Linked DNA regions of Homo sapiens: region 2 is linked to region 1. Evidence: chromatin contacts called from ENCODE Hi-C or POLR2A ChIA-PET data. All regions are on one chromosome and are shown on one strand. Each heading gives the region's core, a stretch centred on a gene start or an enhancer-like site at or near the end of the contact. The rest is flanking DNA. Distances are from core to core; before and after follow the strand shown.

What was found. A loop is a pair of places that touch in the nucleus more often than their neighbours do. ChIA-PET counts read pairs that join two places held with the same protein, here RNA polymerase II (POLR2A). Pooled maps may share reads with other maps.
Region 2: a loop to region 1 is called in a map with no recorded cell type, with 2.0 times the contacts of the local background. The contact joins the promoter of CDX1 here to the promoter of CSF1R in region 1. A Hi-C loop is called at or near these places in 1 of 168 maps with a recorded cell type or tissue (endothelial cell of hepatic sinusoid), 1 of 37 single-sample maps with no recorded cell type and 1 of 50 pooled maps. POLR2A ChIA-PET finds 5 or more read pairs at or near these places in 2 of 52 experiments (H1 and activated naive CD4-positive, alpha-beta T cell).

The regions. Positions count from the first base shown.
Region 1 is chr5:150,085,135-150,088,738 of GRCh38, forward strand. CSF1R (colony stimulating factor 1 receptor) reads right to left here and starts at 1,420. Exons shown (of 21, transcript NM_001288705.3): 1 at 1,245-1,420. The coding sequence starts at 1,293. RefSeq lists a promoter at 1,293-1,725 and an enhancer at 1,478-1,507.
Region 2 is chr5:150,165,001-150,168,289 of GRCh38, forward strand. CDX1 (caudal type homeobox 1) reads left to right here and starts at 1,778. Exons shown (of 3, transcript NM_001804.3): 1 at 1,778-2,321. The coding sequence starts at 1,877.

The DNA of each region.
Region 1 (3,604 bases), core at 170-2,669:
CAGTCATGATGGTGTATGCCTGTAATCCCAGCTTGGGAGGCTGAGACAGGAGAAACACTTGAACCCGGGAGGTGGAGGTTGCAGTGAGCCGAGATTGTGCCACTGTACTCCAGCCTGGTGACAGAGAGAGACTCTGTCTCAGGAAAAAAAAAAAAAAAACCCAAATACTCAAGCTCAGTGTGATTGCCTGGGCCAGAGAAGGATGGTCAGTGGGCCATCTCCTCCTCATCAGGGACCAGAAGCGCCACGGCCTTAGGGTCCTTCTGTGAAGAGGCCAGTATGAGGCTGTCCTTTCTCCCCTTCAATCCCCATCCTCCCCCAAGGTCCCTTTGAATAAGCAGGCAATAGAAATGTGTTTGTTGGGCCAACAAGCCAAGCACAGCAGCCCCTCACCTCTAGTCATGTTCCCTCCCAGATGGAAATTCTGCAGAACTGCTACAGCCTGGGGACCTCCTGAGACTTGGCAGCCTGTGTCTGGGAGGGCTCTGGTCCAGGAGACCCTCACTGGCCTCTTCCCAATCCCTCCTCTAGCCCTATACCTATTTCACCCCGAATTCCCCTCTCCTGAGCCCTGGGCCAGAGAGGCCAACCTCTTGTCTCTCCCCTCTGACCCCTTACACAAGCCACCCAAGGAAGAACCACCACCCCTATCAGGCCCTTCCAAATCAGATCTTGCATAGAATCATCGAATCACAGGCTGGCAGAGCTGCCAGAGCCATCAGGAGCTCTCCAGGTCCTCCCAACTCAGTGTAGGTCTGGACCAGCAGTGCCGGCATCTCACATCTCCCAGGAGTGTGTTGGATATACAGAATCTCAGGTCGCACCTGAGACCGACTGAGTCTGAATCTGCATTGTAACAAAATCCTCAGGTAACTTGTATGCACAGGAAAGTATGAAAAGCACTGCTCTGGTCTAGTCTATCACTGTCCCCCTGCCCCCAACACCTGCAATTGAATAGAAGTGGACACTGAAGCCTCAAGAGTATCAGAGGCTTGCTCAGGACACACAGTGAGTCGCTGGCAGAGCTGGGACAGATCCACAGCACCAGGTGGACCAGTTCCACCACACCCATCTCTTTTCACCCCACTACCTCTCCAAAGCAGATACCCACAAGCCTGCAGTCCAGTGTTGGGGAGACTAAAACAGCCTGAGGACACCCAGTGAGGGGCAAGGACTGAATCCTTTCACAGGGGTCTTCTCCATCACACCCCAACAAAGTCCCCCACCCCCCGTTCTGCTCTTACCATGCCAAGCTGTGGCCACCAGCAGGAGCAGCAGAACTCCTGGGCCCATGGCCTCGGTGGGGAAGTGGCAGGCAGGTGCAGGGCTGCAAGGTGCCCAGGGCACAGAGCTCTCAGCTACTAGCTCCGCAGGGATCGGGACACTGGACACACGTTCCTCTCCTCTGCACTGGCTGTTTGTCTTGTTTTCCTCTTCCTCCTCCTTGGGCTGATCCTCTTCTTCCCCTTTTAGCTAGGCAAGGCAACCACAGAGTTTGGAAATCTTGGGTCTTTAAGAAGAAAACAAAGCCTTGAACCCAAGAGGGAGGGGTCGCAGTCTGGGGCAGGGCCAGCCTGAGCTTGGGGGGAGCTAGCTAAGTTTGGGGCCCTTCTAAAGCCATCTTCAAGGGGTCTTGGGAGAAGAGACATGTCCAAGAGCAGCCAGACCGTTAGTCAGTAGCACAAATGAGGGTCTTCAGAGTGATCAGGTGGCTCTGGCAGATCCCAAAGAGAAGTTAGGTTGCATGATATTGTGACATATATATTTTTTCTTTACCCTGATGTCCTGGCTTACAACTCCTAAAATCCTTGGAATCTCCAAAGTAATGCATATCTTTTAAAAATTTATTATTATTATTTTAGAGACGCAGTTTCACTCTGTTGCCCAGGCTGGAGCTCTGTGGCTCGATCATAGCTCACTGCAGCCTCAAACTCCTGGCTCAAGCCTTCAAGCTGTGAGATCTGACGTTATCTCTAGGTAAATATAGTGTTCAAATTGAATCGGAGGGCACCAGATTCGTGTCTGCTGCAGAATCTGAACAATTGGTTGATTGCTTGGTGTATGGGGAAATATGCCCCATCCTCTACATCTGGGGTCAGAAGTATTTTGTGTTGTGAGACTATAGGAGAAACGGAGTTTGTTTTCTTCCTGTATACAGGTTGGTCTGGGAGAGCCTGATAATATTGGCAATAAGCTTCCTTTTACAGGACATTTACTAGCCAAACCTTTTACATTCACTGTCTCCTTTAGTACTGCAAAACTTTATGTAGGTAAGTACTATTGTCATTCTCATTTCACAGATGGGAAAACTAAAGCTCAGAGAGATCAAATGCCTTAAGCTTGTCCATAGTCAAACAGCTACCAAATGGTGGAGATAGGATTTGGATCCCAGCAGTCTGGTTATAAAACTATCTTTTGTGCGTTACTTACATTGTTTATTTATTTTTACAAAGAATCTAATTGTTCTGCATAATTCTTAAAATATATAGCATTCCTTTGCTCCCTCTTTTCCTGGAGGCAATTGCTTTTACCTCTTTTAGTTGATTCGCTTAGTATTTTACTTCTTATCTCTAAAGAACATGGTCATTTCTTCTTCTTTTTTTCTTTTTTTTTTTCTGAGACAGGGTTTGGTTCTGTCACCCAGGCTGGAGTGCAGTAGTGTGATCTCGGCTCACTGCAACCTCCACCTCCCGGACTCAAGCCATCCTCCTACCTCATCCTCCTGAGTAGTTGGGACTACAGGGGCATGTGCCACCATTCCTAGCAAATTTCTGTATTTTTGGTAGACATGGGGTTTCACCATGTTGTCCAGGCTGGTCTCAAACCCCTGAGCTCAAGTGATTCGCATACCTTGGCTTCCCAAAGTACTGGGATTATAGGTATGAGCCACTATACCCAGCCTAAAGTTCCTTCTTGAAATTGAAAAATCCTGATATAACATTGATCCAGGAAAATGATCATTCCCGTGTACTCAGGTGTGTGTGTGGTGTGTATGTGTGTGTTTGTATGTATATTTATGAGTGTATATATGTACTTTCTTTTTCAGAAAAGTGTTTTGAACCTTTAGCAATCATGAATGTCAATCAAAGCTGACTCAAGAAGAAAAAGAAAATCCAAATAAACCTATAACAAGAAAAGAAATTTAATCAGTAATCAAAAACCTCCCGACAAAGCAAAGCCCAGGACCAGATGGCTTCACTGGTGAATTCTCCCAAACATTTAAAGAAGAATTAATACCAATCCTTTTCAACTCATTCTATGAAGCCAGCATTTTTCTGGTACCAAAGCTAGACCAAGACATTGCCAGAAAAGATAACTACAGACCAATACAAATGCATGAATATAGAAAGCAAAAATTTTCAAAAATGTACTAGCAAACCAAATCTTTTTTTTTTTTTCTTTCTTTCTTTCTTTTTTGAGACAGGGTCTCACTCTGTCACTCAGGCTGGAGTGCAGTGGAGCAATCTCGGCTCACTGCAACCTCTGCCTCCCGCGTTCAAGCTATTCTCGTGCCTCAAACTCCCGAGTAGCTGGGATTACAGGCATGCGCCACCATGCCCAGCTAATTTTTGTATTTTTAGTAGAGACAGGGTTTCACCATGTT
Region 2 (3,289 bases), core at 528-3,027, 80 kb after region 1:
GGGTTCCTCTGAGCAGGAAGCGGAGGGAGCCCTGTGCTGGCTGAGTCTCTGGCTCTATCACATATCAGAGCCCCAGAAGAGCAAGAGTCTCACCAGGGCCAGCTTCCCAGGCGGGTCACCATTGCAGTCACACAGAGCCCAGTGTGTGGAAGGGCCCCGGGCTCAGGTGAATGCTCTGCTGCCACCATCCTGAAATCCTTAATCATTTTTGAACAAGGGACCTTATATTTTTTATTTTGCTCCCGGCCCTGCAAATTATGTCCTGATCCCGAAACATCTGCCCAGCCCTGAGATGATACTGACCAGCCCCCGGCTAATATGGTGACCCAAGAGAGAGACGGGTTGAACAGATAAGACCCTGATTCTGACCTTCTTCTGGGGACCACACATCCCTGCACAATGAGAGGAACCCAGGAAATGTGGGCCCATCCAATCCCACAGGGTGCTTCTGCACAGCTCCCTGGCACAAAGCCCTTGTGCGGAGGGACCCCATCTGACTTCCTGACCCAGAGCCCTGTCCTTCATGCACCCTTCCCCAAATCCCTCAGCCTTGTCCCCACTCCCAGTTCACTGACACCCCCTCAAGTGTTCCCAGCCCCCACTCCCCCTTAGGTAGCTATGAAATGTTTGCCAGTCCTTCATATGGAGTGGAGGAACACGTGATGCATTTAAAATCCCAAGGGGGCTCCAGCCATAATAAATGGATCAGGGCTTTTGGATCCCGATTCACACAAACAGACTGCTAAAAAGACATTTTTGAATCAATTGGAGTACTTTGAATACGAACTGTGTGTTAGGTAATACCCAGGAATTTGTGTTAATTTTGCTAGATGTGATAATGGCATATTATGTAAGAAAATGTCCATGTGTTTTAGAGATGCGTGCTGAAGTATGTAGGGGTAAAATGACATGATGTCTGGAATTTGTTTTAAAATACTTCAGAAAAGCGGGGAGTAGGTGAAATAAGTGTGACAAAACCTTAATAGTTGTTGAAGCGGGGTGATGGGTACACAGCAGTTCATTATACAATTCTACTTTTGTGTATGCTTGAAACCTCTCAATTAAAAAAAGAGGGTAGAGAGTCATCAAGATAATTTACTAAAAGTTTCCTGTAATGTCCCCAGAAGACCCCCCTAACTCACACACACACACACCCACACACACACTGCCTTTTGAGAACTTTCTCTAGAAGGCCAACCCAGGCAGTCCCCCAACTGTAAGGAAGACTCGTGTATGTATGTGCATATGTGCATTTCCCCAGGGAAAAACATCCACAGCTTCCATGACGAGAGGGGTCGTGACCCCTCCCCGCCAAAAGATTAAGGACCTGCGATCCTACAGACCGGAGCCCTGTTTGAAGTCTGCGTTGCCCCTCACCTCAAGCTGGTCACTGTGTGAAGTTGGCCTAGAATCCCCCGGCCCCTGGGAGCTTGTTCCTCCGCCTGTAAAATGGGGCTGCAGGGCCGTCCACGCGGCCACCGGAAGGACAAGGTGTTCAGGCCGCTAGGCCGCTCCCTGGCAAGCGATTCCCACTCGCAGCGCGGCCTCGACCCTCGCCCAAGACGCGCCCTCCGCGCCCCCACCCCCTCCAGGCCCTGGCCAGTCCACCTCCCGCTTGGGGCGGCAATTTGTCTCCTTTTGAACCCCCCGCCCCCGACGGGTTTCCCCCTTTGATTCGCGGCCCGGAGGCTTCCCCCCGCTTTGAAATGCAAACCCGCCTCGGCTGGGGCCGCGGGCGGCCCGGAGCTATAAAAGGCCTGGGTGGGGCGGGCGCGGCGGCAGGACAGCCGAGTTCAGGTGAGCGGTTGCTCGTCGTCGGGGCGGCCGGCAGCGGCGGCTCCAGGGCCCAGCATGCGCGGGGGACCCCGCGGCCACCATGTATGTGGGCTATGTGCTGGACAAGGATTCGCCCGTGTACCCCGGCCCAGCCAGGCCAGCCAGCCTCGGCCTGGGCCCGCAAGCCTACGGCCCCCCGGCCCCGCCCCCGGCGCCCCCGCAGTACCCCGACTTCTCCAGCTACTCTCACGTGGAGCCGGCCCCCGCGCCCCCGACGGCCTGGGGGGCGCCCTTCCCTGCGCCCAAGGACGACTGGGCCGCCGCCTACGGCCCGGGCCCCGCGGCCCCTGCCGCCAGCCCAGCTTCGCTGGCATTCGGGCCCCCTCCAGACTTTAGCCCGGTGCCGGCGCCCCCTGGGCCCGGCCCGGGCCTCCTGGCGCAGCCCCTCGGGGGCCCGGGCACACCGTCCTCGCCCGGAGCGCAGAGGCCGACGCCCTACGAGTGGATGCGGCGCAGCGTGGCGGCCGGAGGCGGCGGTGGCAGCGGTAAGGACCCTTCCCTCGCCCTGCGCCTCTGGACCTGCAGGTGCTCGGGCGCGGCCCAGGCCGCCCCCTGTCTGACCTCTGCTCCGGCCCTGCTCGGGTTCCCGGGAGTGTGGCCCTCCTGTCCACTCTCGCCCTGGGGGGCTGCTCTTTGGCTCCCTCTCCTCAGTCTCAGGCTATCGGAGCCTTCAGCAGCACAGCCTAACCCTCTCTCTGTACAGATAGGGAAACCGAGACCCCCTGCGAAGTGCGGAAATGCGCCTGCGGCCGCGGAGCAAGACCCGAACTAGAACGCAGGCTCCCAGACTCGTGTCCCACACTCATTTAGCAACACCGACTCCGTGCTCTTCATCTGCTTCTTCCACTCCTAACCCAGCCCTAGGCAAAGGCGGCAGGTTCGCCCCAGAAGGGACGATTAACTAACTGTGTGAACAGGGCAGGTGACTTTCCTGGCCAGGGCTGGGTCTCCCCATCACACAGTCAAGACATTGCTGGGTCATATCCTTCAGGCTGAAAAAGAGCCCTCTTTGGCCAGACTGGGGCAAGGGGTCTGTACCTTACCTTCTCAGGGTCCTCCCTGAACTCTTGACCCCGGGGGAGGGGAAGCGGGAGCAGTGGGAAGGGGGGCTACTGTTTGGCTCCTGAGCCTGTGAACCTCCTGCCCCCAGGCAGGCCTCTCTGATCCGCCCTCTTCAAAGGCAGGGTAGGGGGCAGGACAAAGGGCCCAACTTTAATGAGGGGCGGCTTGACCTCCGTTATGGGTCCCCCCTTTGTCATGCAACTGGCTCTGCCTTGGCTCGGTAGTGACTCCTGTTGGCCGGAAAGTGAACACGACGTTCCATTGTCCGGACTGTGTCCGGCCTGTCCTGACAAAGGCCACCTAGCCTTGGGGGCGGGAAGCTGGCCTGCCCACCCTTTGATGTCCAGCCCCTCCTCCCCTTACCCCAGCTGCGAATAATCCTGGGACTTCT